2 separate regions of the Homo sapiens genome follow, and region 1 is linked to region 2. A link is a loop called in an ENCODE intact Hi-C map of the cell type or tissue named here. Cell type or tissue: HCT116. All regions are shown on one strand.

Region 1 (2,500 bases), 270 kb after region 2:
AGAGAAGTTCCAGGCTCAGTGACACCAGGCCAAGGTGCTGGACTGAAAACAATTAGATTAAGTTAAAATCTGCTTGATAAGTGTACAAGTAATCTATTTTCAAAACCTAAGAGATGTTGTCAGCTATCTCTAACTATATGCCAGCAGTAGGCCTTCTAGGAAACTGTACTATGATTCCAGGAAACTCGATTGTGGGCTGGGGAAGGACAATAAAGTGGATTGTATGATCATCTGCTTCTGTTACTGGAAAGGGATCCTGATCCAGACCCCAAGAGAGGGTTCTTGGATCTTGTGCAAGAAAGAATTCAGGAGTCCATAAAGTGAAAGCAAGTTTATCAGAGAAGTAAAGAAACAAAAGGATGGCTACCCCATAGACAGAGAGCCCTGAGGGCTGCTGGTTGGACATTTTTATGGTTATTTCTTGATCATATGCTAAACAAGGGGTAGATTATTCATAAGTTTTCTGGGAAAGGGGAGGTTCCCAAAACTGAGGGTTCCTCCCCTTTTTAGACCATATAAGGTAACTTGGGTGTTGCCATGGCATTTGTAAACTGTCATGGCACTGCTGAGAGTGTCTATTAGCCTGCTAATGCATTATAATTAACGTACAATGAGCAGTGAGGATGACCAGAGGTCACTTTCATCACCATCTTGGTTTTGGCCGGCTTCTTTATGGCATCCTGTTTTATCACCAGGGTCTTTATGACCCGTATCTTGTGATATCAATCCTGCCGACCTCCTATCTCATCCTGTGGCTAAGAATGTCTAACCTCCTGGGAATGCTGCCCAGCAGGTCTCATTCTCATTTTACCGAGCCCCTACTCAAGATGGAGTCGCTCTGGTTTGAACGCCTCTGACACTTCCACTCTCAAGGAATGGTGTTTTTATTCTCTTCTCCCCAGAATGTACTTCTGGTCTGTCCCGCTGTTCCATTCCACAGCATTTTAGGAGGTTCTCAAGAGTGTCCTAAACAAGCAGAGAAGAATGGTGAGACTTACCCATTCCTAGTTTAAGAAATGAGTGAAATGGGGTCTGAGTTATATCACAGGTGAGCTAGACATCCTCGAAATAAAGAGCCAGAGTATCAGGCAAACCTTCTAATAGCTAAAATGAGCGTACTTCTATTCCTAGCTACAGTTTAGACTCCTGTGGTACAGTTGGCTTTCCCAGGCTCCCGGCGTCCATGCTGTCTCGGCGCTATCTCGCAGCCTGACGCCACGCGCCATCTGCTGGCCTTGAGCTGCATAGCTCTAGAGTAACTTCAGAGGCCACGGGGGAACAAAGAGCACTCGCCTACTTGACTGAGCTCCGACAGGCCGTCCCTCTGCTTCAGGTGTAGGCGTGAACAAGTCCAGACCACTACCTTAACAGGTATGAGGAAAATGAAGACTCTCCTATTTTGGCACGTATCTCAAAATTGTCATCATTCACTTAAAGTGCATAACCACAGAGACCTTCCTACTTATTTTCTCTGGTGTTTTGAAGTTTTGTCATGGGAAGAAAATAGCGCTTCTAGAAACATGAACTAGACTAATTACTAATGGATTCTTTCTCTTACATTTTGTACAGTGGAATAAGGGCTATTAATTCATTAAGCAGTTGGCTTGGAACCTTCTCTGACGACTCTTTGCAAAGAGAGAGAGGTCTAGAAGACTTGTGGGAAGGGAGGAAGTGGTGGTACCTGATATTTTCCAATTTTCCGCAGGTCACTGATGGGAACTTTGACCAGCATCCTTGTTCCTCCCTCAACTTATGGTCACCCTAAAAAAGCTAAGGCATAGATTTCAAATTCTGGAGCCAGTTTTTGTATTTAGGTCTCCAAGTACAGAGAGAAACTGGCAGACAGGGGTGGAGAAGTATTGAGAACGAATTCGGACACCCTGAAAGCGGAGTTCTAGATCCAGTGTTGCCAGCAACGAGCCAAGAGACCTTTCTTCACAAGTTGATTTACCTTTCCATGTTTCAGTTTTCTCATAATTCCTGCCCTTATTCCCTTCTCACCACCCCTGATCCCCTCCCCTTTCCTGATTGGGTAACAGGACAGGAAGCAGCAGAGCATTCTATGAAGCTTCCTCCTCAACGTCCTAGAGTAGCGGGTCTCAGTCTTCACTACACAGTCAAGTCCCATGGTGCATTTTTCAAACTTGCATACCTGGCCCTTCCTGTGCTGAATTCTGGTCTGCCCATAATTTGCTCCCTCCTTTCTCACTGTTTTCCTTTCTCCCTTCCTTGTTTTCTTTCCTATCCCTTGCTGTCTCTGTTAGAACTTCTTTTTCCTGGTATCTAGCCAATCTCTTAACCCTGTTTTACTTTACTGTCCTAAGATGCTGTCTTCTCATGCCTACATGTACTTTCTTTAAAAAAAAAACTGTTTAAAAAACATTGTGTGGGAGGAGCCAAGATGGCCAAATAGGAACAGCTCCAGCCTACAGCTCCCAGCGTGAGCGATGCAGAAGATGGGTGATTTCTGCATTTCCATCTGAGGTACCAGGTTCATCTC
Region 2 (2,500 bases):
AGTCTTGCACCAAGCGCGCGCTGCCCGGGCTGGAAGTTTTCTGAGTTCCTGCCCCAAGATTCAAGTGGGATGAGTGTGTGTGAGTGTGTGTGAGTGTGAGTGTGTGTGGTGTGTGTGCGTGCACGCGCTTGCGCTTGGGGAGGGGGTGGTGGTGGGGGGAGTGCCCACCTCTAATCGTGGGCGGATAAAGGGGAGGGGGTTGCGCAGGAAGAAAAGTATGAGGAGGAGGGAGGCCAGGCGGACCGCCGAGCCAAGGCGCCTGGCTGCTAGCCAGAGGCAGCGTTCGAAATACAACTGCCTCGGCGGCGGCGGCGCCCGGGTGCCACCCGGAGCCCCGCTCACGTGCTCCCGCCCGGCGGCGGGGTTAAAGGGACAGGCCGGGGATCCCGGGCTGGCTCGCCGTGGGCCTAGCTCCACCCGCCTCTCGAGGTCACCCCTGGGCAGTTGTCCTGGGAAGGCGCGGGAACGTGACTGTCCCGGAGCCACGTTTCGGGGCTTGGCCTTTACCTGCGCCTCTACCGTGCCGAGCCAACACTTTGCAGGAAGCGTCTAGGCTGCACCTCAGGCAGCGCACCGGTTCACTGTGAGTGGGAAGGGACTGCAGTGGAGTGGGAGAGGTCCCCTGACAGCCGTACTCCGCCTCGGAATGCCCTCACCACAGAGCCTGCGGGCGGGCGAGCGCGCACATACACGGAGACATGCATGCAGATACACACGAACACGCGTGTAAGCACATGCACGCAGATACACGTGGACACGGGGGCATTCATGCGCTGGTAAACACCCGCATTTACACACACACACATACACACAGGCACGCAGATAGACATGCACATTCGCAGACACATGCAAACAATGTGCACACACAGAGCGCCCCAGCTTCTTCATTGAACTTTTTTCTCCAGGAAAGACTAGAGGCAACCGAAGTTCCCTCCCCATCCCCCTCCCCGGGAATCCGATGTTCCCAGGGTAAAGGGCACCTTGTAGATTCCTAACACCACAATTGCACTCACTGCCCAACTCTCCCTTCAGTTTACCTCGATTTAACCTTCTGCCTGAGAACTCTCTTTCTGCCAAGTCCTAATTTTATGGCCTGGGCTGTTCTGAGTTATGTGAACACCATAATGGCCACAGTCCGTTTTTAAAAGGTGGAGTACATTTTTAAATGTACCTCTTTTCATCCTTGAATAACACAAAACTCTGAAAAAATTAGGTTCAGATTTTCACACATCACACCCAAAATTATTTTGGACTAATTCCAAAATAAAAACTTTCACCTGGGGAAGAATTTATTTTTTTCAAAGATACAGACCACCGTGGAATAAAAACGCCTACTTTGCAGCCCTAAGCAGGAGTTAGGCACCGCCAGGTTCCGCTGTGCATGTGGAGGAGGCGCGTGTAAATGTCTGCTTTGGCGCGGCAGCGCTGATTGGTCCGCGTTGCCATTTTAAATCCATTTCCAGCTGCCCTTTGCAGAGCTGGGACACTTTGCTGCACGTTGAGTGCTCTGCAGGAACCCAGGGTTTCTGCTGGGTCTGGGAACGCTTAGCTGTAATGGAGAGAGAGAGCCTCCATCCCTCCGGATGGAGCCCAGCAGCTGACTGGGGAGGGAGGGGTCTAACAGGAACCAAAGGTTTTCTGTCAGGGCTTGGCTCAAAGATGGTATCTTCATCAAAGGGATTGAAGTTTCACCTAACGATTACAGTGACATTTCCTAACTGCCAATCGTGCACATTTAAAAACTATCACATATTTGCACTGTGGTGTGCACATTTCACATACACGTACAAAATAGGTTTTTGGGTTTGTGTTGTTTGCTCACTTTTTGCCAGGAGTAGAGAGAAATTCTGAAGGTGAATGCAGGGGAGTCACTGAGGAGTTCAGCCAGCCAGTTTTGTGCTGTATACCTCATTATATCCTAGGATTTTTTTTTTTTTGGTAACGTGTACAGAGGTCAGCAAAGAGCAGATTCCAAAATTTTGTTTTTGCGTTAATCTTTGAATATAAGAGAAGCACAGAAAAATTGGGGGTGGGGGAATATACAGCCACTTGTTTTCAGGCTGCTATCATTTTGCTATTAGACTATTTGACCCCTTTTGAATTTATAACAAGGGTATAAAACAAATATTGTATCAAGTTCTACTTAAATCAATTTTATATATTTTCATTCTTTGGAAGCTGTATTTAATTTTTCAGAATTCTGTATACTTTCTGTAGGTGAAACATTAAAATTTGTTGTAATCTTTGAAATTATTGAGACTTTTACTATTCAAAAAGGATTCTCATATATTTTTAAAATAATGTTAAATGGTTAGATTTTATTTTTAAGGAAAGGAATTTTTTTTTTACATTTACATCTGAGGGTTTTTCCCCCAGTTTATGTTTCTCAACCATTCACTGCCTCTTCTTTATCACACCATATTTTACCCATGTATTCAAGGCTCAATTCTTCTTTCCAATTTGAAAACTTTCCAGGTAGTTTCTGTCCATATTCAATTGT

What was found. Hi-C counts contacts between places; a loop is a spot of excess contacts. Peaks named below come from ENCODE experiments on the same cell type or tissue, not always from the same donor. Only the 100,000 strongest peaks of a DNase experiment are listed, where the experiment ranks them.
Region 1: it touches region 2 in a loop (4-fold over the local background); 10 of 110 quality-filtered maps call a loop at or near these places.

The regions. Positions count from the first base shown.
Region 1 is chr12:65,555,629-65,558,128 of GRCh38, reverse strand. The region is part of intron 2 of MSRB3-AS1 (MSRB3 antisense RNA 1); the gene reads left to right. LOC105369187 (a long non-coding RNA gene) reads left to right here and starts at 818. Exons shown (of 3, transcript NR_135033.1): 1 at 818-1,048; 2 at 1,132-1,371. It overlaps LOC105369808 (a long non-coding RNA gene), which reads right to left and starts at 1,217. Exons shown (of 4, transcript XR_945035.3): 1 at 999-1,217. RefSeq lists an enhancer at 664-1,863. In HCT116, a CTCF peak has its summit at 1,223 (motif pointing left); a DNase peak (open chromatin) is centred at 1,238; H3K27ac peaks cover 2,500 bases.
Region 2 is chr12:65,822,025-65,824,524 of GRCh38, reverse strand. It overlaps HMGA2 (high mobility group AT-hook 2), which reads right to left and starts at 42. Exons shown (of 5, transcript NM_003483.6): 1 at 1-42. It also overlaps the pseudogene RPSAP52. In HCT116, no CTCF peak of the experiment used is centred here; DNase peaks (open chromatin) are centred at 264, 894 and 1,434; H3K4me3 peaks cover 2,119 bases; H3K27ac peaks cover 2,500 bases.